2 separate regions of the Homo sapiens genome follow, and region 2 is linked to region 1. Evidence: read pairs that join two places in POLR2A ChIA-PET (ENCODE). Cell type or tissue: OCI-LY7. All regions are shown on one strand. Links, peaks and the distances in the headings refer to the core of each region. The heading gives the core; the rest is flanking DNA.

The links. ChIA-PET counts read pairs that join two places held together with the same protein. Peaks named below come from ENCODE experiments on the same cell type or tissue, not always from the same donor. Only the 100,000 strongest peaks of a DNase experiment are listed, where the experiment ranks them.
Region 2: POLR2A ChIA-PET joins it to region 1 with 5 read pairs; 5 of 35 experiments call an interaction of 5 or more read pairs at or near these places.

The regions. Positions count from the first base shown.
Region 1 is chr5:181,034,462-181,045,440 of GRCh38, forward strand. BTNL9 (butyrophilin like 9) reads left to right here and starts at 5,805. Exons shown (of 11, transcript NM_152547.5): 1 at 5,805-5,971. It overlaps MIR8089 (microRNA 8089), which reads right to left and starts at 9,023; the gene lies at 8,942-9,023. RefSeq lists a silencer at 1,699-2,077 and an enhancer at 2,322-3,248. In OCI-LY7, for the core only: CTCF peaks have their summits at 8,973 (motif pointing right) and 9,172; DNase peaks (open chromatin) are centred at 9,000 and 9,790; H3K4me3 peaks cover 1,197 bases; H3K27ac peaks cover 1,303 bases.
Region 2 is chr5:181,098,015-181,114,615 of GRCh38, forward strand. It overlaps TRL-AAG1-2 (tRNA-Leu (anticodon AAG) 1-2), which reads left to right and starts at 3,826; the gene lies at 3,826-3,907. It overlaps TRV-CAC1-3 (tRNA-Val (anticodon CAC) 1-3), which reads right to left and starts at 4,311; the gene lies at 4,239-4,311. It also overlaps the pseudogene FOXO1B and the pseudogene LOC729707. RefSeq lists enhancers at 6,347-6,848, 6,849-7,348. In OCI-LY7, for the core only: no CTCF peak of the experiment used is centred there; no DNase peak of the experiment used is centred there.

The sequences.
Region 1 (10,979 bases), core at 7,834-10,333:
CAAAAAAAAAAGCCAAATGATAACTCCTAATCCCCAAATCTAACATTTTAGAAAGTAATAAAATAATAACAGTACTCTTTTAAATACTTTAAAAAGTACTCTTTTAAACATTTCTTGCATTAAAGGACCTCTAGTATTTAGAAGGAAGGCACTGTTTGAAGCCCAGTTGACAATATTTTCCATATGATCTTATTTGATCCTGGCTCTGCTGGGGGTGTATTGGGACGCAGGGAGCACACAGTCCTGGTGAGGCCAGGCCGATGGGTCCTGACAGGCACTGCTCATTAAGACCAGGGTCAGAGGACTTGTAAGAAAAGCTGTTTCTAGGCTGACAACTTGTCAAAGTACAATTTTCAAAAAACTTTTAAAACATGACTCATTCAATTATAAAATGATCATGTGTAATAGATTTTATTCAGTCCCTTAATTTGAGGTAACCAATGACGTGGTAAAGACTAGTTCAGGAAGCACTTCAGGAATTATTTTTTAAAAAAAGGAATTAGATATTTAGAGGCAGTTTAATACAGAAACGTTGTGGTAAGACTGCTGCCTTATCTACAGAACTGGATAATCTCTTAGAAGGCGATACACCATAACCTTTTGGGTTGTATTTTTCTACTGGATAGAAATTATCTGGATGCATGCAGTGGCTCGTGTATATAATCCCAGCACTTTGGGAGGCTGAAGGGGGAGGATTGCTTGAGCCCAGGAGTATGAGACCGGTCTGGGCAACATAATGAGAACCTCATCTCTATAAAGAAAAAATTAAAAAATTAGCTGGTCACCTGTGGTCCCAGTGACATGGGAGGCTGAGGTGGGAGGATCACTTGAGCCTGGGAGGTTGAGGCTGCAGTGAGCTGTGACTGTGCCACTGTACTCCAGCCTGGGTGACAGAGCAAGGCCCTGTCTCAAAAAAGAAAAAAATTATTTGCAACTCTACTGGGCAAAAGTCTACAAGTTAATTATGCAAATTCACTAAATCTGGGGTTTTTAAGTAATGGCAAACAGTAATCAAAGTACACTTCCATAAGTAATCTGTGGCTGGGCCAGTGCCCACATGACACTGAAAGGACATGTTACCTACCTTTTTGCCTTATTTGGAAATTTAACATAATTTTTTTCTTCAAAAGTTCTCCTCCTGTTAAAGCAAACAGTATTATTTGTTCCCTAAAGGTGCCTGGAGAGAGTGTGGATGAAACAGGAGAACCCACCGTCTGCCGGGGACAGCAGGTTTGAATAACCAAGAGCACCCTCTTTAAGAAACGACCTGGTTATTTGTTTTTAATTTGTAATGGAGACAAGGTTTCACTGTGTTGCCCAGGCTGGTCTAGAACTTCTGGGCTCTCGAACTCCTGGACACAAACAAGACCCTTGTTTCAGCTTCTCAAAGTGCTGTGATTACAGGCGTGAGCCACCACGCTCAGCTCCCCCTAGTTTATTATTATTATTATTACCACCTGTTTATGCAACTCAAACCCTGTCAAACTGCGTTTTGGCTGGCTCTCTGAAAAGGTGTAATATAAGGGCACCAACCCACTTCCCTCCTACAAATGGTCGGGACTCAGATGAGCACTGTTTTCACAGGGTCTCCTCCATAACCAATGGTCGGGACTCAGATGAGCGCTGTTCTCACGGGGTCTCCTCCATAACCAATGCTCACTCTACCTGGCGTAAGCCCGCAGCTGGAGCTCCTTATTCTACCCACTTCTGTGTGTCAGGAGAAGGTGCTGGCTACTTCTTGCAGTGAAGGAATTCCTCCGAGCTAGGGATGCTCCGTGCTGATCCCTTTGGGCAGCACCACTCAAGTCACCCTCGAAAATGGCTTGCCTTGGCGAGGTCAGGCTGTTTGGGAGTAGAGGGTGTGTGTGGCTCCTGCAGCCCCCACAATCTCAGGAGCCAAAGATGAGCACCTGTGGCTGTGAGGGCAGCAGTGGGCCTCTCCTATCTCCCAGTGCCTGTGCACGTCTCTATCTGTGTGACAAAGCACAATGGGGGGCACTGTGCCAGCTGACAGGCACAAGAATGTCAGTGTGAGCTCCCTGGAGAACGGAACAGGAGAAAATGAAAATGCAGTAAGGAAGCTCAAGGGCCATGTTGTGGGCTGCCGGGGAAGGTGGATGGGGGATCGTCAGAAAAGGAGGAATTCACTACTTGCGAGGCTGGCATGACTTTGCTTCTATCTCCACTGGTAGCCCACGCTGGGCGTGAGAATAGCCTTTGCCCTGGGGATGAGGATTCTCCCATTAGCCCCTCCAGAATTCCCTCAGACGACCTCATGGTGAGGGCTGCTGTGCACCACGGAAGCTATATAATGGGGCATGTTCTCCGCTGTCCAAGTGATGGCTCCATGCTGGCCTGGCTAGCCCCTAGCCTTTCCTACCCCACACGTGCCAATCACCTCCCTCCACGTGATGGCCGCTGCCATCACAGGGGCTGCAGCAGGGAGGCCTGGCTGGGGCTGCATACTTCACGGAGCCAGTAAGAGCTCTGCCCCTTCTGAGATGGGGCGGGAGCTCCCCGGGTACCGCTGCAGTCACCCAAACTGTGACTGCAGACCCAGGCCTCCTGCTGTACAGATCAGGCAGGATCCCAACCCTCCTGTGTGGGTCTACAGCCACCCAAACTGCAGCTGTGGATCCAAGCCTCCCTGAGCTCCTGGGTGGGAGCCAGGGGCAGGCAGGATCTGCCCTTCTGCGTGCAGCTGCAGCCACCCAACCCACAGCTGCAGACCTCAGCCTCCTGCTCCACGGAGGAGGCAGGAGCCAGGACAAGCAGGAGCCCTGCCCCTTCCGAATTGATGGGGCAGGAGCTCCCCGGGTGCAGCTTCGGCCACCCTCCCAGGAGCAGGACCCCGGCATCTGTGCATTCTGCACCTCCAGGGCCTGGGAAGAACCACCCTGTACCCAGCCCCCCAACCCCCATCCCTGCAGGCTCAGGGCTGTCTGCTTCCCACTGCCTGGCCTCTCTCTGCTCCCACTCTCAGAGCGGGGTTGGGGCCTAGCCAGGGACCATAAATGGCAGTGGGAGGCAGACAGAGTCCCTGGAGGGAGAAGGCGGGTCCCCAGTAAGGCCCCGCCTTCAGGCCAGGGAGGGCCTGAAGGCCTGGCTGCCAGTCCCTCTGACTGGAGTGGGGACTTGTGGTGTCTCCCTCTGGCTGCCCATGGACCAATCAGCATGCACTTCCTCCCCTCTGAGGTGCATAAAAGCCTGAGGCTCAGCCAGAGCAGGGCAGAGGATGGAGAAACGATGGGATGGCCAGCTGCAGAGAGGAGCTACCCTCTCTGCTGAGAGCTTCAGAGACCTGCAGAGGTGTTCAGAACAACTTGCCTGTGGAGAGGAGCCACTCTCTCCAGGGACTTCTGTCTGCTGAGAGCAGCAGGTGGCAGGAGGACCAGTGGGCAGAGAGGAGCTACCCTCTCAAGGGCCTTCTCTGCTGAGAGCTGAACACTCAGTGGGAGGGGAGGACTTACCTACAGAGAGGAGCTCACTGCAGATCACCTCTGAGCTGTTCTAGCATTCAATAAAGCTTCTCTGCATCTTCTTCACCCTTCACTTGTCTGTGTACCTCATGACCTCATTCTTCCTGGAGGCAGGACAAGAACTCAGGTGCCACAGAGGTTTCTGGGAAGAAAATTGACACCCAAAAATCCCACACAAGGACAGATGAGGGTCCATTCTCTCCAGTGGCACCTATAGTCCGCCAGGGGTTCAGCACCTACCTTCATTTTGGATCTGAGCCTTTATGCATTTACTGGGTCTTGGAATGGGAGGTTCGGCTGGCAGGGACAGCCGCTGTCTACATCTTTCCTACTGCATGATGCGCCTGATATGCAGGCGGTGGTGGCAGGTGGGGTCCCCCTCCCACATCCCACCAGGGCTGTGTCTAGGAGCCACAGAAGTGGACTCTGCCCATTTCTCTCTCTCTTTGCATTTCTGCTGTGACAATCTCACCTCTCCCCAGGCAGCATGGAGGAATCCAACCTAAGGGCAATGAAAAGTTTAGGCCATGTTCTCGTTTTCGAGCAGCCCCTCTCTACAAGTGCAATTTTCCTTCTCTTTCACTTCCCTATGTGGCATGCAAGGGCCTCTGCAATGTGGTCCCATCCACTTCTGTTCAACCTTCCCTTCCACTAGTGAGCCACACACTGGTCTGGCTAACCCCTAGCCTTTTCCTACCTCCCACATGCTAATCACCTCCCTCCACGAAGAATGTCTGTCCTCGCAGGCTCTGTCCTCCCGGGCTGCCCATGGCTTCCCTGATCCTACTGTTTATGCAGCATCCATCTTAAGTATACCCTGTCCTTGAGCCCTCCTCTGTCTCCCCAGGCCCGGGGAACTGCACCCACTGTTTGAGCTCACTGTTCAGCCCCTTTTGCTGTCCTAGGGACATCTGTTCACATTAATAAGCCTGGGTGCCCAGTCTCACCAGCCTGTCTGAGCACAGACAGTCACCTCCAGGTCCATGCCTGAAGCTTGCTGGCTCCCGTCTCCCACCCATGTAGCGCCCTGTCACCTGCAGAGGCCCCTCTACAAACACAGGCACTTCTGGGAGTCCCTGGGGTGTGCTACTGAGGCAGAAAATTTAAAAATACATATGCCTTCATTCACTCCAAGAAAAGTAACAGGCAAGGCAAGGGTTAAAAAGTAAAGGACAAGTTTTCCTCTGCCTATAGCAAGCCCACTGCAAGGACAGTTATAACAGTGTCCAGAAAGCCAAGGCCAAAGGAATGGGCTCCAGATACCCGCCGCCCCACTTCCAGAGCAAGGTTGAAGGAAAAAGAGAGAAAGACAAATTCTTTTACTGTTACTGTTTTCCCAGGCTTCTTAAGCATGATTGTGTTTTACAAATGTCTGTACTTAGCCAGTTCTTGTTTTTCTTTCAATGCAGCTACAAAGTCACCCGCTGTGCAAGGCCACAAGTTATGCTATGCTATAGATTATGTGACCTATCATGATTAGCTGCTTTTGTTTTATTTATTGTAAGTCCACTTACAAAAACCCCGCTCTGTCTTTGTTTAATGCTCAGCTTTTTGGATGTGAGTCCACTGAGCCGGTGTGTACCTAAAATAAACAATCCTCCTGTTCTTCACATCGGTCTCTCCGGTCCTCAGTTTCCCACAACACTGCATGTGCTTGAGCTGCTCGTGCCTCAGCTCTGGCCTGTTCCCTGGAGGGGACGTCAGTGTGGGCTGCAGCTGGGTGGCTGGTGCCTCAGTCCGCTAATGCCCAAGTTGCACCATGGCCTACAGTAAGATGGGGTGGGCTGGGCTGGGGTAGTGCTTGCTGCTTCTTTTCTGACCTCTTCTCCACTAGAGAAATCCCAATCCAGCACCCTCCTGCATTTCTAAGTTGCACGTGAACAGGTTTTGCAGGTTGCCTCACGACAATGCCCCCAGGATTTGTTCCTTACTGACCTTGTCCTGAGGAGAAGGTTATGGTGGGTTAAAAATTGGTCATCAGCCCCTTCCTCGTGGTTAGTTAGTGGAGACTGCAGTCTACTCTCTTTCACTGTTCGGGGACTGCTACCCTGCCTCCTTGGAGTCCGAGCTTCACTGGCACAAAGACCCTGAACCCAGCTGGAGCGTTTTCTCCTCACTTTGAGCCTCTGCAGCTGTCGCTCTCTACAAAGCTCTCAGATACCTTTCCCCTCCTTCTGTGACCCTGGAGAGATATTTTACATGGGAATTCAAGATTTTTCTCAGAGACAGGATGTGACGACTTCCTTGTTTTGTTCTATCCATCTTGGTTTCCATAGCCAAGGGCAGAGCAAACGGCATATATCTTAGGGTGGAAGATGGATAAATAATTCTGTCACACGTGCCCTGGCCTCTGGAGCTCAGCTGCCAGTCCACGTCTAGGGAATCTTAGCATCTGGGACCAAGACACTTTACAGCAATCATCACCCTTTGCAGAGGAGGTGAGCTCACCAGGACTCATCTGCCATTTCAGACCTTTTGCTGCTACCTGCCAGGTAAGTGGCTCATTCTCAACAGCTGCCTACACCTCCATCTTTCAGAAACGGCAATCAGAAAATGAAGGTGGGAGGCTTTGGGAAGGCGTACAATTAGTGGCACCATTTTATTATCCGAGCTTGGCCGCAGCATGGGATGTTTCGAGTGTGGCCAAGAGGAGATGTCCACGCCCGTTTAGGTGGGCCGCATCTCAGGAGGCAGGATCCTGATACATCCCATTGCCCCCACCAGACGAAAAAGATTTCAAGCCTCATTGCGGTTCCCTTCTTGGGGCAGTCCATCTTCCTTAGAGACTAAGAGGGTGGAAATCCTCTTGTGGACCTATCGAAATCAAACCAGCGCAGGCAGTGAGCACTAGCTGGGGTCTGCCGGGGGGAAGGGCATTGCAGGGGGTGTCGGGGAGGCCCGTGGGAGAGGGCCAAGGCCCCACTGACACCTGCGGACTTGCAGCTTGGGGAGTGGAGGACAGGAGACAGGCAAAATTCACCAGTTACACAGCTTACAGAAGTAGCAAAGCAAAGACTATACTTCAGGGATAATTTCTGTACTTTGTTACTAGAGAAGTTTTCCACTCTGGGACCCCACAGTCTCCGCAGACATATGCAGAGCAAAAAATACTTCCTGTGTTTGGGAGAGCAAGAGACATGGCATTTATTAATAACATGGATTTTCCTGCCAGGTTTCATAACGTGGTCATTTAAGTGTGAAATGTAGTCTTAAAATTATGTTAGAGAATCCCCAAGGTTTTGCTCTGCCCCCATGGAAACACTGGGATCGCTCAGGACGCCAACAGCTGCATAGCAGGCGAGGGACTCCTGTGGGAGGACGTGGCCTGTGGACACTGCCAGGTTCGGAGATGTCCTTGGGAGATTTACTATTTGTCAGGAAGATAGTGTTAAGTTCAGGCAAATAATTATATGTGTGGACAGAATCTGAAATTCACCAATAGAGTAAGTAAGAGTGAGAGATTGTGAATGTGTAATACAAATGGAAAAGCAGGTTTTATTTTGTTAAGTTATTCACCAGGGAACCAACTGAAGTTCCTTCTAATCCTCTTTTTCTCCATTCTTGCTTTGCTGAAAGTTGGAGAAAAGGACATGTGTAGAGAAAATGGGATGCTTCAGGGTGGCTCAGAGGACACCAATCCATAGTGATTCGCCTGAGTTTGTCAGGTGGAAGCAGTGATTTTTAAGAGTCACTGATTAAAAACAAACAGTCCTAAGTGTATTAGGGAGATGCCATTTATTTGTGAATCAAAAACTTTTCTCAGTCTCTTAAATTATGGTTTTCCTGTAATAAGAATGATTTATATTTTTAGTGAAAAGTTGTTTTCCTTTCAAATACAGACTTTTTAAAAAGACTTAGTTTGAGTAAGTACCTTTTCATTTGATGCTTTTCTTGTGCCTAACCTTAGGAAATCCAGAATAGTATTTGACAGAAATTATGTTTTCAACTTGCCTTTGACATCTGTCCCACTGCATTTTGCTTTAAAATTCTTTATTTAACAATAAATTATCTAAAAAAATAACAGTAGCAAAGCAAAAAGTACTCATCTTTAAAGACAGACTCGACGGAGGGACCGGAAATCAGAAAAACATCAGGGTTGTTTAGGAATTGCAGGTGCAGGAGGAGAGAACAGGAGTGGGGCGGGCTGGGGGCAATGAGAGAGCAAGAAGAAAAGAAAAATAAAAAGAGAAGGAGAAGAAAGAAATGGGCTTTTGCTGGGTGCAGGCAGTGACATTTCTCAGGACCCCTTATTTCTCCCTGTGCCTTCCGGAGGGAGCAGCCCAAGGCTCCTGGGAGGACAAGCAGCACGTGCCCGCCGGCAGAGCTCAGCTCCAGCTGGAGGACCCCTTTGTGGTCCTTGCGCACACTGGGTTTTCCTTCTTCCCCAAATATCCGACGCGTCCAGTCCCTTACTCCTTCCCCAGGCAAAACCTCCTCACCAGGAACAACCTGAAATCAATTTACACTGTAATCAAAATAGCAGAGGGTGGAAAGTGTTTCCTTCGAGGAGGGGACTTACGCTTCAAGTAAGGATTGAGCACCCTGGATCCTTAACTGAAGAGTGAGGTCAGAAAGGGCGGACGCACAGCAGCAAACGGGGAGGAGGGTGCTGTCCAGGAGCCGCTGACTTTTCCCTTCAGGAAGCTGCCAGACCATCTCTCTCTGCTAAAGGCTTTCAAGATGATACCCTTGAGTGTTGGGAGCAAAGGGACCAGGTACCTGTTCCTCCTGGCTCAGAAGATGCTCTTGACAAAGTCTTAGGGAGACCTCAGCTTTAAGTTGTTTTATCTGGCAGCGGGATTTTAAATTTTGTATTCATTAGTTGGCTGGTTGGCTGGTTTTGTGGCTGGCACCGTGTGAGCCGGTCGCTTCTTCAGTGCCTCTGTGTGATGGCAGGTTAGGGTGAGTGTTTGGTCTGTGGCCAGCTGGTTCCTGAGACGGTCATGGTTTTGGGTAACAGGAGTGACGGAAGGGTGTACCCAGACACACGACGTAGCTGGTGAGGAATCTGAATTCGAGAAGTGCAGAGCGAGGCTCTGGAACCAGACAGTGGGTGGAACCCCACCCCACCACTCACCCACTGTGTGCAGGAGCAAGTCACTCAGCTCCTGGGCCTCCGTTTCCTTATCTATAATTTGGACCTATTAGTAATAATAATAATAAAAATAATAATACTGAGGTATAGATAAGTGTTTGATAGATAGGAAGTACCCAATGCATGTTAGTTTTATTACTGTCAGCACGTGTGTGTGTGTGTATGTGTCTGTGTGTGTGCATCTGTGTGTGTGTCTATGTGTGTGTCTGTGTGTGTGTGCATGGGTGTGTCTGTGTGTGTGTGCATGTGTGTGTGTCTGTGTGTGTGTGTGTGTGTCTACAATCCTCCTCCCCTGAAGATTCCATGATGGGAATCACACGGGTGTATCACAACAGAGAACTGAGGTCCCTCTAGCACTTCCACGGTTCTGGAACATCCTGCCCCAATCCCCTGTCCCCAGGAGGTGGCAGCCTGCCCCCAGTCCAGGGAAATTGGAGTGAGTGCTCCTTCTGTGAGAAGGCCAGCTGTGGGACCTGTCTCGCGCCCCATTACCACCTTATGAGCAGACCTGTGTCACAACCTAACACAACCTCGACTAATTCCCCAGAACCCAACCCATCTGAATGGATGCATAAACACACCCTGAGCCCCTCTTGGTTTTGGAAGTTACTAGCTGAACACTGACGTGCCCCTCCTGGTTTTGCTGTCATGGAGCTCTAACCTGTGTCTAGAATCCAGAAGAAAAGACTGAAGTATAAAGGAAAAGAGAAGGGAACAGAAGAGAGGGTGAGAAGGTGCACAACCAGTGTAGACCCCTTTGCTGGAACCCTTCCTTGCCAGCTTCCCCACCTGTCGCAGAGAGGCTTCCACCAGTAGCCACAGAGGGTGAGAGTCTGGACTGTCCAGCCAGGGCCTGGACCCTGCCCGAGGCCTCTGCCCATGCTGGTTATTGTGTGAATCGTGTTCCAATAACTGAGAGGTGTCAACACGGCCCCGCTTCGGGGGGACCCCACCTCCTGTCCTTGAACCTTCTTGAAACACACCTGGAGCTGTCCCAACCTGTCCTCTGTTTGTCCCCTCAATTTTAGCTCTAGGAGACAGGGCCATCAGCCCATGCGCCTCACAGGCCACCCCTCTTCCCTTGTATTCCTGCCTGTCTGGGTGCCTCCTAGCCTAAGGGTCCCTGGGGAGCCTCTACCACCTCATTAACTCACCCTGCACACCTCCTCTGATCCTTCTGCCTCTGCATGGCCCAGCAGCTTTGAAAGTCCTTCCTTCACACCTGCTGATGGTGTTGCTGACAGTGTGGCCAGTGCCCTGTGGCCACAGGACACCGGAAACACCTGCCATGCCAAGGTCTCGGAAGAAAAGCCAAGCCGTGGGGGCCGACGGGGAGACAGAGAGGGTTGGAGAGAGGAGCCCACCGTGGCCTTCCAACAAGGGCACTGTGATGAAGTGAAAGGCAAGGGGTGCAGTCCCAGGACGAAGACAGTGCGTGGGCGTTGGGAAGGCAGGGGGAAGGGAGGTGCTGACTTTGATTTCAAGAGCTCCTAGCAACCCATGGGAGTGGGCATTGGTTTCTTCCATGGTTCAGGCAGAGATTTCGGTCCAGCCAATGACAGAATCTGCCTAAAATCTTGCAGAACTAAATGCAAGAGAAATATGGAGAGTTTTGTGTATCTCCAGAGACTCATTGGCAGCAGCACACTCTCTGGCCGTGAGTCATTAGTGGGTCCCAAGGGAGCAGAGCATCAGGAGTGAGGGGGTAGCCCTTGTCTGGGCCAGGTCTGGGCCTCCTGGGTCATAGATGAGGAAGGGGTGGCTAGATGGGATGACTCCATCACTGTAGCCCCGAAGATGCTATCGACACAGAGACAGTTACCAGCTGGCCTCCTGAAGGCACAACTTGAGGTCCCAGGCCTGGAGGAGAGTGTCCTAGGATGTCGTTGGGGCTGGCAGGCAGCCACCTGCATGCACTCCACTTCTGAGAGAGCAGAACTCTGTGTTTGTTCCTCTGTTTTGCGGACTCGATGTTCCAGACCAAAGGGAAGTGGGACGAAGGTTGGGTTGGTGGTGGTGAGGCAGGAAGAATGAAAATGCATCTGAGATCTTCAGAGATTGCCCTTTGTTTGAGGAAAGTCGCTAAGCCCAGAAAAGGGGGGGCGCTGAGCCCCCACACATTGTGTGGCTCTATTCCTGGCTCTAAACAATAAGCAGCACAGAAGCTGCTTCCTCTGGGATCCTTCAGCCTCGTCCCCTTGCAGCTCTGTGAACCTGGGCAAGGCCACGGATGCCATTAACAGTGTCCCCTGGGAAAATTAGAAGCAGCTCTCCCCTCTGGCCATGGAAGAAGCCAAGCGCTGAGGCTTGTAAGGAATTTGAGAACTAGACAAAAATAACTGAGGCCACAACAGACTTCAGGTCTGATGGAGTGAGTTCCAGCTCCCCCTACCTTTGCACGTCGC
Region 2 (16,601 bases), core at 5,963-8,462, 62 kb after region 1:
AGCTTGGCGCCCGCTCTGCCCGGATCCGCCCCGGCCCGGGGCTCCTGCCCGCCGTCCAGTCCGCGCAGGGACCCCGAGCAGCCTCGCCGTGCACGGCCCCGCCGGGCTCAGTTCTGGGCTCGCACTTCCACCGCCCCCGCCTGGCTCCCAGTTTCTTTCTGTCTCCCGCGGAACCGACCTCCTTCCCCCGAATCTCCGCCAGCTCTTCTCCCCCTCCCCCTACGCCCCGTGCTTTGCTCTCCCGCTTCTCGCCTCGCCCGCGGCTGGGGGAAGGGACTGGAGGGGAGGGGAGGGGAGGGGACGGGTGGGGAGGGGTGGGGCGGGGAGGGAAAGGGTGGGGAGCAGAGGGGTGGGGAGGGGAGGGGTGGGGAGAGGTAGGGAGGGGAGGGGTGAGGAGGGGAAGGGTGGGGAGCAGAGGGGTGGGGAGGGGAGGGGTGGGGAGAGGTAGGGAGGGGAGGGGTGAGGAGGGGTGCGGAGGGGTGGGGAGGGGAGGTGAGGGCAAGGGAGGGGAGGGGTGGGGAGGGGAGGGGAGGGCAGGCGAGGGGAGGGGTGGGGAGGGGAGGGGAGGGCAGGCGAGGGGAGGGGTGGGGAGGGGAGGGGAGGGCAGGGGAGGGGTGGGGAGGGGAGGGGAGGGCAGGCGAGGGGAGGGGTGGGGAGGGGAGGGCAGGGGAGGGGTAGGGAGGGGAGGGGTGGGGAGGGGAGGGGAGGGCAGGCGAGGGGAGGGGAGGGCAGGCGAGGGGAGGGCAGGCGAGGGGAGGGGACTCTCAGTTCCTGTTGTCAGACAATCTGAAGTTGTTTTTTTTTTCTTTGAGACGGAGTCTTGCTTTGTTTCCAGGCTGGAGTGCAGTGGTGCCATCTGGGCTCACTGCAATCTCCGCCTCCCACGTTCAAGCGATTCTTCTGCCTCAGCCTCCAGAGTACCCGCGATTACAGGCACGTGCCACCACACCCAGGCAATTTCTGTATTTTTTGTAGAGACAGGGTTTCACCACGTTGGTCAGGTTGGTCCCGATCTCCTGACCTCGTGATCCGCCCACCTCAGCCTCCCAAAGTGCTGGGATTACAGGCGGGAGACACTGTGCCCAGCCGATGAAGTACTTTTAAGTGTAGCGGGCTCACCAGTTCTCAGCCTGACACGCAGCTATGTGTCCTTGTCTTGACACTGTGTGAGGAGCTTTGGCTGGGCAAAACATTGCCAAGGTGAAAAATCCAGCGTGTCTCCATCCATGAGGTCATTCCAAATGAAGATTTGGATTCCATGTCACAGTCCAAGGGCTCAGTGAGCATGCCGTCCAAGTCACTTGGAAGCCTCTCCTGGTGGAGAAGGTCCATTCTGCCATAACCACTGCAGCTGCTCACCGAGGAGTAGCCCCCCAGGGCACTCATCTGCATGGGGTGGGGCAGAGGCACTTGCAAAGGTGTCTTCACTGGGGTCAGTTGGTTCACACCTGAGGTGTGGGGCTTGGTGTTTTCCGTGTGAGACAGGGCACGGCCGTAAGCTGCATATGTCTGCTGAGCATGCCCAGGGTGGATATGGGAGCTGGGATGCCTCATTTTGTATCCAGATGCCTGGCTGCCATAGGTTGACATGGCTGAATTAAGGCCCATCATGGTATTCTGGCCCAGAAACCGACTGTTGGATTGGGCTACTCCAGGATCAGCTGGTGTCATAATGTCATTATGGGGAGGAGAGTCAGAAGTCAGCATCTCCTCCAGGAGTCCCGCTACACAGTTACACGGACTCACAGCTCCGTAACTTGATTTGTGCTCCTGGAGTGTTTGCATCTGGGGCAAAGGGCTCATGTTGGACTGGCCCTACGTCTGTTTTTTGCAGTTTGGCTGGGCGAATTCAGACTGGTGTTTGGTGGCACAAAGGAGTAGCTGGCGTCTGCTGCATCATGGTGCCAGGTGAGGACTGGGTGGACACAGTTAATGATGTTGGTGAGGAGATAAGACTGAGATCACTCAGAAAGCTTTCCACGTTTCAGGATTGCTTGTCTCAGACTGGGTGGAGTAGGGGCATCTTTGCCGCAGATGGCGGGTACCCCACAGAATGTGCGTCCCCATCTCCAAGATAGTCTCCTTTGACTATAATGGGTGAAAGTCTCCCAGTAACAGTACTAGCATTTGAGCTAGTTCCAGGGCGAAATGCACTCCAGCTATTAAAGTCATCATTGCTGTGAGAGCCAGGGCTTGCAGGCCATCTGGAAAACTGGGGTCCAGGGCTGTCCCCGGCACCCCCCTGGCTAGACTGCAGGATGCTTTTTTCGTGGCAGCTTGACTTAGGCTCCGAGCGCATTTGCTGCTGCTGTCCATGGATGCAGCTCTTGTCCTAAGAGATCTCCCACCCTTGCCGCCCTCTGGATCCAGCGTCCACCGAGCACTTTTTCCAGTTCCTTCATTCTGCGCGCGAGTCAGCTTGCTGTGTAGGGACAGAAGATGACGAAGTGAATTCCTGCAGCCCGCCGAGCTGTTGCTGTCGCCCTGGGAGCAGGGCACGCTCTTGACCATCCACTCGCAGATCTGCGACAGCGCGAGCCGCTTCTCCGCCGAGCTCTCGTCGGCCCTGGTGCTGAGGTCGGCGTGGGACAGGCTGCGCGACGCGGTGCGACGGGACGAGCTGCCCCTGCGCTGCTGCCCGGCGGAGGCGGGGTCCCGGGTGGGTGCTGCGGCGCGGCGTCCCGGCGTCCGCAAAAGTCCTCGCTGTCCTGCAGCAGGCTCGGGTTGCTCATGAAGTCGGCGCTGACGGGCGGGACTGGAGGTGGCCGCGTGGGACCCGCGACTGGAAATCCGGGTGCACCTCCGCCCCCCGGGGCGCTTCGGCCTTGGGGTCCCGTCCCCTCCCCTCCCCTCCCCACCCCTCCCCTGCCCTCCCCTCCCCTCCCCACCCCTCCCCTGCCCTCCCCTCCCCACCCCTCCCCACCCCTCCCCTGCCCACCCCTCCCCACCCCTCCCCACCCCTCCCCTGCCCTCCCCTCCCCTCGCCACCCCTCCCCTGCCCTCCCCTCCCCTCGCCACCCCTCCCCACCCCTCCCCTGCCCTCCCCTCCCCACCCCTCCCCTGCCCTCCCTTGCCCTCCCCTCCCCTCTTATCCTTCCCCCAGCCGCGGGCGAGGCGAGAAGCGGGAGAGCAAAGCACGGGGCGTAGGGGGAGGGGGAGAAGAGCTGGCGGAGATTCGGGGGAAGGAGGTCGGTTCCGCGGGAGACAGAAAGAAACTGGGAGCCAGGCGGGGGCGGTGGAAGCGCGAGCCCAGAACTGAGCCCGGCGGGGCCGTGCACGGCGAGGCTGCTCGGGGTCCCTGCGCGGACTGGACGGCGGGCAGGAGCCCCGGGCCGGGGCGGATCCGGGCAGAGCGGGCGCCAAGCTCCAGGGGACGGGGCTGGGGACCGCAGGACGGACGGACCCCGCGGGCCGCGGCCTCCCCGGAGTCGCGCCCTGTGCGCTGCTGCCTGTGGAGTGCGGCGCGGCGGCTGCAGGACTAGGCGGCCCCGAGCGGACCGGGTCTGCCCTGGTTTATTTATTTTTATCTTTCTTTAAAGAGTGCAGAAGGCTTCCCCTCCTCTCACGCCGCCTCCCCAAAGAGGGCCAATGTGGGTGACTTTCTGAGTGGCCCCCAAAGCAAATCCCGAGACCTGCGCTTCGCGAACCTTCTCTGCCGGGGCGCTGGTGGAGCCGTTTCCCAGCCGGGGCCTCTGGCCCAGCGAATCCTGCTGGAAGGCGGTGGTTCTGCGATGCCCTGTGGATTCGCCTCGACGCCTTGTTGGCCCGGGGACCCTGGGGATGTTTTATAAGGAAGGAAAAGATGTAGGTGAAGCCCAGAAGGAGGGTAGCGTGGCCGAGCGGTCTAAGGCGCTGGATTAAGGCTCCAGTCTCTTCGGAGGCGTGGGTTCGAATCCCACCGCTGCCAGCTTGTTGTGATTCCTCCATTTTTGTCCCTTCATGGGTTACAAAAGGAGGAAGTCGCCTTGGGCCCCACGCTTTCCCGGCATCGGGAATTCCATTTGGCATTGTGCATCCATCCACTGGACGGGCTTTGTGGGGAGTTCGTCATGCTGGTGTCAACAGCAAGTGAGGTGGGTTCCGTTCTTCCCAGATGCCAATGATTGCGGCGGAAAGGCAACGGTATAAATACCCTTGATAGCCTTTTCTCCTTAAGTGGGTGGAGATATTGGTGGGATGTTCTAGGCTAGTCTTCGGTGTAATAAATTTGAAGCAGTTAAGTGAAAAGTAGAAGGAACTGTTTCCGCCCGGTTTCGAACCGGGGACCTTTCGCGTGTGAGGCGAACGTGATAACCACTACACTACGGAAACCGGCTTGATGCTTTTCTGCCATCATAATTAGTCACGACACACGGCGGTATTTTATTTCTCATAAGAGTTCTGAGCTTCTTCCGTGGGTCCCTTTGAGCTTGGTAATGGGTATGAGCGCACAAGAATACAGAGTCCAGTGCAACCATTTAAAAGGGGAGGGTTGCAGAGTCAGAGAGTAGCTCAGAGACACAGCACAGCTGAGTGAATGTGGACGTTCACTTGAACACAAACACACAGAAACCAATTAGTTGGCTGATTTTCTCGAATACACACACATAGAAACCAATTAGTCGGCTGATTTTCTCGAATACACACATAGAAACCAATTAGTTGGCTGATTTTCTTGAATACACACACAGAAACCAATTAGTTGGCTGATTTTGTTGAATACAGGTGAATGTAGGGTTTATACAAGAAAAAGAGGAGAAAGGAGAGAAGCACCACAGCTCCTCTTGAAACAGTGAGTCTTTTTTTCTCCTGTAGGTAAGTTGCTTGGCTAGAGTTTGCCACAAGCATATGTCTGGGCACTGCCCTGAATGGGCTGGCTGAGCTCACTGGGAAACTATTTAATTATGTATAGTTTCCCCCAAAAAACTTAAGTCTGCAATGCTTGCAAAGTGCAGGTTGTGTCTGCACCGTTTTTTATCATTATAATTCTTCAGAAATTAACATAACCTTTCAATTTTCACTAAAGTGTACAACCAAAGCAACAGAACAGAATTCAGCATTCTTTTATTTCTCAAAAACAAAGCAATTTCCAATTGTTTAAGGGTAGTAATATAGTTTGTATTTATGTCCTCGTCAAAATTTACGTTGAAATGTAATTCCCAATATTGGAGGTGGGGCCTGGTGGGAGGTTATTGGATCATGAGGATGGATTTCTCATGAATGGTTTAGCACCACGGCCTTGGTGCTGTCCTCCCTATTATGAGTTCTCCCCTGATAAGGTTTTAAAAAGTGTGTGGCACCCCCCGCCTTCTTGCTCCCACCTTCGCCATGTGATGTGCCTGCTCCCTCTTTGCCTTCTGCCGTGATTGGAAGCTTCCTGAAGCCTCGCCAGAAGCAGAAGCTGGCGGTATGCTTCCTGCACAGCCTGCAGAGCCATGAGCCAATTAAGCCTCTTTTCTTATCAATTACCCAGCCTCAGGTATTTCTTTTCTTTTCTTTTCTTTCTTTTTTTGAGACGGAGTCTCGCACTGTCATCCAGGCCAGAGTGCAGTGGGGTGATCTCGGCTCACTGCAAGCTCCGCCTCCCGGGTTCACGCCATTCTCCTGCCTCAGCCTCCCGAGTAGCTGGGACTACAGGCGCCCGCCACCGCGCCCTAATTTTTTGTATTTTTAGTAGAGACGGGGTTTCACCATGTTGGTCAGGCTGGTCTCGATCTCCTGACCTCGTGATCCGCCCGCCTCGGCCTCCCAAAGTGCTGGGATTACAGGCGTGAGCCCCCGCGCCCGGCCGGGATTATCGTGTTCTTGCGGCTGAGTGGTGCTCTGCTGCGCATCCACCTCGGTGCCTCCGCCCACTCCTGCACCGACGGCCGCTGCCTTTGCTCGCAGATCTGGGCTATTGTGAACAGCGCTGCGGTAAACGTGGCGGCACAGACATCTCTCGGGCAAACCGAGGATGCGATACGGATACTTCCTCCGTCATTTCCACTCCCCTTTCTCCAGGCCCTGAAGCTCCGTCTCCACGCCCGAACTCGTGGCCTCCCATTCCCCAGGCAGCTTCTCCCGAATGTCCCCTCTCAGAAACCGGTGCCAGCGCGTCCCCGCTGTGCCACCCCCAAGCCCACTGCCAACCCCGCACAGTTCCGCGTCCGCCGTCTCCTCTCCCTGCGGTCGCTGCCACACCCTCTCGTCCGGTCTCCCATGCCCCCTTATGCTACCGCGTCGGGCATGAAAACTTCCTTTTCTTTCTTCTCCTTCTTTCCTTCCTTTTGAGACAGGGTCTTGCTCTGTCTCCGCCGCTGGAGTGCAGTCACAGCTCCCTGCAGCATCAACCTCCTGGACCTAAGCAGTCCTCCCACCTCAGCCTCTGGAGTAGCTGCGCCTGGGGACAAAGGTTCCTGGCCTCAGCGCACTCTCAGATTCACAGGGAGACAGAACTGAGACTGAGAGCTGGTTCCTCTCCCTCTCTCGTGGGGATACAGTGAGAAGGCAGCTGGGCAGAAATCAGGAAGAGGATCCTTACCAAGAACTCCAGTGTGCTGCACCCTGATCTAGACTTCCAGCCTGCAAAACTGTGAGAAATCAATGTTCGTTGAGCAGCCTGGCATATGGTATTGTGTTACAGCAACCCGAACCAAGACAAAGGTTCTCAGCTGGGGAGACAGAAACTCATCTGGAGCCTGCACTCCCCCTGGGGAGGGGAAGATGCCTGTCGACCTGGACAGAGGGCCTTGGACAGAGGCAGCCCTGGGCTGAGTTGGCCCTTGCTTGCCGCTTCTGCTCGGGGGCACTGGGACAGGATCCCGGAAGGTTCCAGAATGCATGTCAAGCAAGCAGCAGCCCCTGTGGAGTTTGGGGTAACATGCACAGAGGAAGAAATGGCGGAAAAGCAGCATCAGGATGGCTTTAGGGCGGGGAGCTGCTGGAAGGTGGCAGACAGAGTGAGCAGGGGCAGGAGATGGGCCAGCGAGGCACCCGCTGACATGGAAGTGCCGTCATGCACTGCACAGCAACCTTCCAGGCAAGGAGGGACACGTGCATGACAGTGGTCCCATGACTATGATGGAGCTGAAGAATTCCTATGGCCTAGGGATGTCATAGCCGTGGTACTGTCGTAGCACAGACATCACTCGTGGGAGCGATGGGCTATGCCACCCAGCCTAGGGGTAAATGAGGTGCACCTTCCAAGAGCCACCTAATCACCATTTCCCAGAATGCATCCTTGTTGTTAAGGGGCCCGTGACTGTATGTCTTGGGAAGCAACACGTGACTGTTGTCCCGCCCTGCACTGACTGCCCAGCGAGCACTCAGAATGCATTAGATATGGGGTGGACAGAGGAGGAGGACAGCACCAGAACCCAGACAGCAACCGCCCTTGGAATCACCATTTCCTGAACCAGGGGACCTCCCCAGCCACCCACACCAAAGCCTAAACTCTCATACCTCCTCTCTCTAAAGCAGGGGTCTGCAAGCTTTCTCTGCAAGGGCCACGTATGGAATCTTTTCAGTTTTGTCGGAAGTACCCACGTCTGCCCTTTTGGTGCCAAAGCCAGTAAAGGTGACACATAACGAGAGGGAGGCGCTGTGTGCCAATGGGACGTGTGTGCCAATGGGACTTGACTCAGACACCAACATTCAAATTTCATCTAATTTCCACATGTCATGAAATATTATTCTTTTAATTTTTTCAACCAGTAAAAAGTGTAAAAAATGTTCTTAGCTCACTGGGCGGTAGAAAAATAGATTGCAGGCTGGGTTTGGCTTGAGGGTAGTTTGCTGACCAAGGGAAAGGGAAAAAAACCAAACTTGCTCTAACCCACCTCTCTCCCTCCAGTCCCATGCAGTCAGTCCCACTTCCCTTTTTTTTTTTTTTTGTAACCACAAAATTATCTTCACCATTAATTTTTCTTGCTTTTGACTTGGTTTTCTATTACACAGGTAACTCTATTCTCTCCAATGAAACTACACCATTACCATGTGCTCAATTCCCAAACACATTTGAGTCTCTTTATTGCTTCAGTTCCACTCCATTGATCTTCTTGGTTCTTCCTGCACCAGGACCAAAGTTATTACAGTTAGTAATACATGGAGGCTTATCTTTGTGCAGATTTCTTTGTACTGGGATTTTCAGAAGACTTTCCTAGCCCTGGAAGGCTGGTGTAAAAGAAAGGTTTCTTTCATGTCTATAATTCCTCCCAAACTGCCCTCTAGCAGGTGAGCCCCTTGTGCTCCCACAAGCAGGGTGCTAGGCCGCCAATTCCTTACCCTTGGTGGGTTCTATAAATCATTGCAACATTGGCAATTGGCTAAGCAAGAAATGTCTTACTATTGTTTTAACTGAGTGTATTTTTTATACATTCACTTATTTTATTCTGGAATTGCCTGTTCATATCCTTTGCTATTTTCCCTCATGGAGGTTTTAATGGTTTAACCAATTTTTAGAAGTTCTTTACATGTGTTTAATATATAAATATAAATATTTACTTATTCCAGACATTTGTTATATTTTATATGTAATGTGTGTATTATCTCCTAATCTGTTATATGTGTTGCAAATATTTTCACTGAGGTTGTCCCTTAATTTTTCTTTTTTTTTTGAGACAGGGTCTCGCTCTGTCACCCAGGCTGGAGTGCAGTGCTGTGATCTCAGCTCATTACAACCTCTGTCTCCCAGGTTCAAGAGATTCTCCTGCCTCAGCCTCCTGAGTAGCTGGGATCACAGGTGCACACCACCACGCCTCGCAAATTTTTGTGTTTTTAGTAGAGATGGGTTTTGCCATATTGGCTGGCTGGTCTTGAACTCCTGACCTCAAGTGATCTGCCCACCTTGGCCTCCCAAAGTGCTGGTATTACAGGTGTGAGCCACTGCACCTGGCCATCCCTTAATTTTTAACAGTGATAAAGTTAAACTGTAACACTTGGTTCGTCACTGTCTCCTGCCCTTAGACTGTAAGCTTATGACCACAGGGACCTGGCCTGTCTGCTCACCACTGCGCCCCTAGAGCCTGTCTGGCTTTCATCATGGCTGCCACAAAAGCCGCAGGCTGTGACTGAGTTTTAGATGGGTCACTTGGTGCAATTTCACAGGAATGTCCAGTGATGAACAAGACCATGCAAGGAACCAGGCAGGGGCAGCAGATCCGTCACTCCTTTCTTAGGATTCCTTGGGTGTTGCTTCCAGGGCACCCCTGCTGTGCCCGCCTCCTTGGGTGTCTGTAGGAGCTCCGCCTCCTTTCTGTCTCTTTTCAAAGCTGCAGCCCACCCTTCTGAGAGGACACAGCCTCTTCAGTGCTCTGGACAAGTCTATGGGACTTCACTGAGTAAGGAGAGGTTGTGGTTTATTATTAGAGATGGGGTCTTGCCGCATTGCCCAGGCTGTACCCTAACTCCCGGGCTCAAGCAGTAGCTGGGAATACAGGCATGCGCCACCCCACCCCACTGGCTTTTTTGCACGTCATTTTGAACAACTGATCATTAATGAGTAACAGATAAGGGATATCAAAAGCAGCGAACATATAATACTTCCCGAAGCTTAGGAACTACTGATGCCCTACAGCCAAAGACCACCAGGGACGTACAAGCAGCCTCCAGCCAAAGACCACCAGGGACGCACAGGCAGTTGAACAAGTACAGATTATCGCTCATTGCAGTGAAGGAGAACACACACTTCAGGGAATTGTGGGTGTCTCCCGGGAAGACGGTCTTAGAAGGTATTAATAGGATTTGGACTTTAGCTGGGCATTTGCGGGCAGGGTCTGAGTTTGCTTTAAACTGGATGCTGTTAGAAAGTGAGGGCGGTTCCATGACTGGGTGTCTCGATAAATGATATCTAACCTATGAGAAGGGAAGACTAGAGGGAAGATAAAGCTGTAATTGGCAAAGACGTAACAGCCACAGGTTTCGGCTGGGAGTGGGTGTTTGCTGCTTTGTGGGTGGTGCAGTCAACTTGCTCCCATCTGTGCTTAGATATGGTGATGAAGTGGCCTGGCTTGGTCTCCTTTCATCTTTGTCTCCAAGCTCTGTCTGGGGCTGGCGTTCTGTGGGGCTGCTTATGTCCAGCAGGAGAACAGCATGCTGCGGCTGTGAGCGCCACGCCAGCTTCCAAATGTCAGGGCTGCTCTTTAAAAACTTATTTTTTTCAGAAGTTGTTGTGGCCCCTGGTTGATCCCTGTGACCTTGTGTCCTGGCTTTCGTAGTATAGCCTCAATGCAAAATATTTTCCTTATGTTCCATTGGCCAGAATGCATGTGCTGGCATTTGGATCTGAAAATTTACATCCTATAAAAAAAAAAATCCTGATGCTTGTTAGTGCTAGCTGCTCCTTATCTAAGCACCTGCTACACGCCAGGCATTCACCGTGAACTTCCAAACTCTAATCTTAACTAAAACCCCATGTGGTAGGCTTCATTATCCTTGTACCCTTGATGGAGACATTTAACTTGCCTGCAGTCACACAGCTAAGAGGTGACATAAATACAAGTGGGATTCAGGTGCAGGTGTCCTGACTCCAAAACTCAACTGCCTTCCACCAGCTACATGATCTCTTCTGAGTTTGAGCCCCAAAGACTTCATTGTAGGCTGATATTTTGCAAGTTTCTCAACTGCCAGATGGGGTCCCAACAACCCCCTTCACCCCTCTCCCAGAAGACCCCGTCTGGGTGGAGCACTAGGTGCCTCCCGAGCCCATCAGAGGAGGCTGATTTGAGGGGGTGGTTTGCAGCCCTGAGGCCCTCCAGACCCTGGGAGACAGGCTTGCCCTGGAGGAAGCCGCCCTTTCCAAGCGCTCAGTAGGCCCACCCAGTTCCGCACGCTCCTTCACAATCTCCATGCACTTGGCCCTCAGTCCAGACCTAGAAAGAAGATTCTATGATCAGCTCATTTGCAGATGAGGAAACCAGGCAGGGTAGGAAGTGGGAGGGTCCCACCAGACAGACCCTCAGGTACTAGTGCCCCTACCCCCAGGCACCCCTCGTGGCCACGCCCACCTGCCTCTGCGGGACAGTGTCCATACTTAACCCTAGCAATCCTGAATTACTGTGCCCTGGGCTGGCAGGTGCCAACTCCTAGACTCTTCGTGGTCATTGCACGGTAGGTTCTGTTGTCTTGTTTACTGGTGAAAACACCGAGGCTCCTCGGGTGTGCTGGGGCTGACCTGGACGCATGCTCTGGTCTGGCTCTAACGACCCACAGTGGGAACCTCATGCAGACAACGCCCCAGCACCTTGACTTGCATGATGCCCACTGGAAACTCACGCCTGACCCTTAGGTTGGGCTCCCAGCAGATGACTCTGAAGCAGAGACTTGGTTTTTTCATTTTGTTTGTTTGTGTTTTTTGGAAGGGTTTTGCTCTGTTGTCCAGACTGGAATGCAGCGGCTCGATCACAGGTCACTGCAGCCTCCTCCTCCTAGACTCAAGCGATCCTCCCACCTCAGCCCTCCGAGTAGCTGAGACTATAGGCACACACCACCAGGCCATGCTAATTTTTTTTCTGTGTTTTTTTTCCTGTTGTTGTTTTGTAAGTAAGGGGTTTTGTCACGTTGTGCAGGCTGGTCTTGAACTCCTGGGCTCAAGCGATTCACCTGCCTTGGCCCCTCAAAGTTGTGGGATTCAAGGGCCATCGTGCCCGGCCTTGAAGCAGAGCTTCATGTGCAGGAAGGTTTTGGGGGAGTGCTGTTGGGATCAGCATCTTCAAGGGAGGGAGGGAGGCGTGACTGGGCAGAGGGAGGAGCTGAGCGGCAAGACAGTTACCACTGAGGCCTCAGCCCACCCCAGGGCTGCTGGGAGGGGCCTGCAGGAACGTCCAGTGGAGGTGAGGCTGAGGTGGGAGGGCCTGGCCTTTGTGCCCCTGTTCCAATCAGTCTTTGGGTCCTGGCTGCTTCCAGGGAGGAGGCGTGGCCCTGGGTGAGGCATTTCCCTTCCCCCAGGGCAATGCCTACAGAGGGGTTCAGTGCAGGCTGTGCTCCCAATCGAGGGGTGCGTCTGGTCTGGGTGGAGGGATCTGCATGGGGCATCGCAGCATCCACCCCACTATGGTCACCAAAGACCCGTGCAAGAACCTTCCCAGCAGCACTGTTCTATTGCATAGACATCCAAACTGGAAACTTCCCCAGTGTCCATCAGTGGAGAATGGACAAACAAGGTGTGATGCTGACAATAGTAAACTTCCACCTGAGCCTTGAGCTCCTGGGAAACGGCGACTATTAAGAAATCCTCCACCCTCTCAAGCAGTTTGAAAATTTTTCGAGGAACTTAGAACTACCCTTTGACCCAGCAATCTCATTACTGGGTTTACATCCAAAAGAAATAATTGTTTCACCAAAAAGACACCTGGCGCTTGTATTTTCATCGCAGTGCTGTTCACAATAGCGAAGCCACGGTGCCCGTCCACGGTGGATTGCATAAAGAAAGTGTGGTACATAGACACCATGGGATATGACACAACCATCAAAAAGAACGAAATCATGTCCTTTGCAGCAACGTGGATGCAGTGGAAGCCGTCATTCTAAGTGAGTTAAGGAAGGAACAGAAAATCAAATACTGCATGTTCTCACCTGTAAGTGGGAGCTAAACACTGGGTAGTCATGGACGTAAAGATGGCAACAAGGGATGCTGGGGACTCCTAGCGGGGAGGGAGGAAGGGAGAGGGTAGGGTTGCAAAGCTATAGGGTGCTATGCTCAGCACCTGGGTGAGGGGATCGTTCATACCCCAAACCTCAGCACCACACAATATACCCAGGTAACAAACCTGCAGATATACCCCTTGAATCCGAAATAAAAGTTGAAATTATTAAAAAGAAAATAGAAGAAATGCCCCACCCTCCTGTAGGCCTTTCCCCTGCCACATGGATAAGGCAGGATGGTGAACCCCTGTTGACCAACGATGAGGCCAGATCCAGACCCTCCAAATTCCCGATCTTCAACTCATGAGTGACTAGCTGAACTGTTTGTCCGCACTGACCAATCTGGATAAAATGCCTGTTGACTTGTCCATACTTTAGTCAGGCTTCCTGGTTCCCCACAGGCTGTGACCTTGGCCCACCTTGAGCAGCATGGGAACCCCTCTAACAGCCCCTCCTCAGAATCTCAGTTTCAGGAGAACACTCCCCGGTGCACTGTCCCATCTGTCACTGCTCATCCCGCCCCACCTGCCGCGGTCTTTCTAGCCTTGCTGACGCCTCCCTGCAAATGTGAAGCCCTTTCTGTAGCCTGGGACAGGGGTTCTTGCTGTCAAAGGATGGACCTCCTACTGCAACAGCCCCCTCCCTACTGCAGGGGGCTCTCCTCAGGCTGGAGTGCAGTGTTGCCATCTCAGCTCACTACAGCCTTGACCTCCTAGGCTCAAACAATTCTCCTGCCTCAGCCTCCCCAGTAGCTGAGACCACAGCTGCTTGCCACCACACCTGGCTAATTTTTGTATTTTTCATAGAGACCGGGGTCTCCCCATGTTGCCCAGGTGGGTCTTGAACTCCTGGGCTCAAGTGATCCACTTGCCTCAGCCTCCCAAAGTGCTGGGATTACAGGCATGAGCCACACACCTGGCTGAGAGTGTGTTAAGATACTTAAAATCTCAGGCCAGGCGCGGTGGCTCACGCCTAAAATCCCAGCATTTTGGGAGGTCCAGGCCAGAGGATCCCTTGAGGCCAGGATTTCAAGACTCACCCGGGAAACAAGAGGAAAACCTAGTCTCCACAAAAAATAAAAGAAAAACTTAGCCACAGCGGCAGTGAGCTATGATTGTGACACTGCACTCCAGCCTGAGCCACAGAGGAGAACCTGTCTCAAAAAAATAAAACATAAATAAAAACGCCTATCTCTGGGCTCCCCCTCAGAGTCTGTTTGCTAGGTCTGGGCTGGGGTCCAGGAATTTCCATTTCTAACAAGTTCCCAGGAGATGCTGCTGCTGCGTGCAGAACCTCAGCCCCAGGGGAAGGTAGCTTTCTGTGACTTGCTGTTTACTACTTGTTAAAATTCACTGAGACATTGGATGATAAGGTGTAGCCCTGTGGGGTTGAGATCTAAATGATTCTTGTTGTGTATAAAAGATAGCCCAGCAGCTACAGGTTTATTGCCTTGGAATTTATTAACCTGTTTTGTATCAAACTTAGCATTTGTATCCATCCTTCTTCCTCCCTGAGTGCATAACCCCACTTCTCTAACTCCCCGTGACTCAGACTCGCCATCCTGACAATTCCCTCATCAATGAGCTATACGCCTTTGCGTGTGTTTGCTGTATAAGTACATGACATATTGATGAGATACACAGTATGTATATGTGTTGTTAATGTTTCAAAGATTATGCTTTCATGGCAGAAACATCTATATATATGCTCCAAGACATGTATGGTTGTTCCTTACATCACCATAGTATAGGAAACCTGGAAGGAAACAATTCAAATGTGATCACTAGGGGTGTGGGTACACAGCACATGGTCTATCCACGTTATACACTCAAAAATAGTGAAGTGTGGGCCTCTAGGCATGGCAGAGGGCAGAAGCTGGCAAATCTGTTCCCACACCCAAAAGTATAAAATGGGACAAAATTGTCAAGAGCGATCATTTCAGAGCTCTCAAAATTGACCAAAGGCAAATCATCAAATGGAGAAACATATACTCATAATAAAAAGCTGCCAGAACTTCTAGTTAGAACAGCAGGACTTTGCAGCCTTCTTGCCTGGAGCTGCTGTCATTCTGGCACCCTGCCCTGATATCCTAGGCTGGGCCGGCCTTGAAAACCAGTAGTCTCACCCGCAAAGGGGGCTGATTTAATTTGGAACTGGGAAAAAAACTCAGACCTGCTGATGAGACGGGATTGTTCCCTTGATTTTGACCCCCTTCATGGGTGGGTACTGGAGAGGCTCGTTTCACTCAGCCTGCTGGGTGGCGGGTCGGGGGGTGGGGAACACTGCGTCTATGAAAACATTTTAAAAATTGCCATGTATGGTGGCTCCCACTTGTGGTCCCAGCTACTTGGGAGGCTGAGGTGGGAGGAACATTGAGCCCAGGAGTTTAAGGTTGCGGTGAGCTGTGAGTCCACCACTGAATTCCAGCCTGGGCAACAGAGTGAAGCCTTCTCTCAAAAAAAAAAAAAAAAAAAAAAAAAAAAATTGCATCGTGTGAATATACTGATATGGGAGGTAGAAAGAAATTATTTAGGCAGATAGTGAGGGCAAAAGAGTCCTTGGCAGAATTTCCCTTCTAACAAAAAGCAGCCTCCAAAATCATTTCTTTTCTAACAAAAAGCAGCCTGAAAAATAGAGCTTGAAACATAGAGATAAGCCAGCTGGAAGCCTGCACAGGGGAACGCTGGCAGCCGTGCCAGTAGAAAAGGGCCAGACATGTCCCACACGGAGGCTCCATCCTCCCTTTTTTGGTTACCACATGTACAGTAATAAAGAAATGGGCAACACGCTGTTCTTCTTGTTATCCTTCCGTGGCTACTGTAAAGCATTTAGAGACAGTAACAAGGAGGGAGCACGTTCTTCCACCTGGGCAACACGCTGCTCTTCTTGTTATCCTTCCGTGGCTACTGTAAAGCATTTAGGGACAGTAACAAGGAGGGAGCACGTTCTTCCACCTGGGCAACACGCTGCTCTTCTTGTTATCCTTCCGTGGCTACTGTAAAGCATTTAGGGACAGTAACAAGGAGGGAGCACGTTCTTCCACCTGGGCAACACGCTGTTCTTCTTGTTATCCTTCCGTGGCTACTGTAAAGCATTTAGGGACAGTAACAAGGAGGGAGCACGTTCTTCCACCTGGGCAACACGCTGTTCTTCTTGTTATCCTTCCGTGGCTACTGTGAAGCATTTAGGGACAGTAACAAGGAGGGAGCACGTTCTTCCACCTGGGCAACACGCTGTTCTTCTTGTTATCCTTCCCTGGCTACTGTAAAGCATTTAGAGAGAGTAACAAGGAGGGAGCACGTTCTTCCACCTGGGCAACACGCTGTTCTTCTTGCTATCCTTCCGTGGCTATTGTAAAGCATTTAGAGACAGTAACAAGGAGGGAGCACGTTCTTCCACCTGGGCAACACGCTGTTCTTCTTGCTATCCTTCCGTGGCTATTGTAAAGCATTTAGAGACAGTAATAAGGAGGCAGCACGTTCTTCCACCTTCTGGGTGCTGCTGAGCATCTTTCTGGGAGCAGTGGCCATGCTGTGCAAAGAGAAAGGGATCACCGTGCTGGGTTGGAACGTGGTGTTTGACATCTTGGTGAGAGGCAAATTCAATGTTCTGGAAATTGTCCAGAAGGTACCACATAAGGACAAGTCATGAGAGAATCTTGGCATGCTCAGGAACCGGGACTCCTCTTCAGAATGACCCTGCTCGCCTCCGGAGGGGCTGGGATGCTCTCCGTGCGCTGGAGGATCATAGGCCCGGGCCCGCCGGCCTTCACCGAGGAGGACAACTGGGCCTCCTTTGCTGACCGCGTGCTGGCGAGGGCCATAAACGACAATTACTCCTATTCATTGAATGCCTGGCTGCTGCTGCTGCGTCCCTGGTGGCTGTGTTTTGATTGGTCAGTGGGCTGCAGCCCCCTCATGAAGTCCCTCAGCGACTGGAGGGTAACTGCATTTGCAGCGCTCTGGTTCCGCCCAGTTGGCCTCATACGCCAAGCCCTGTGC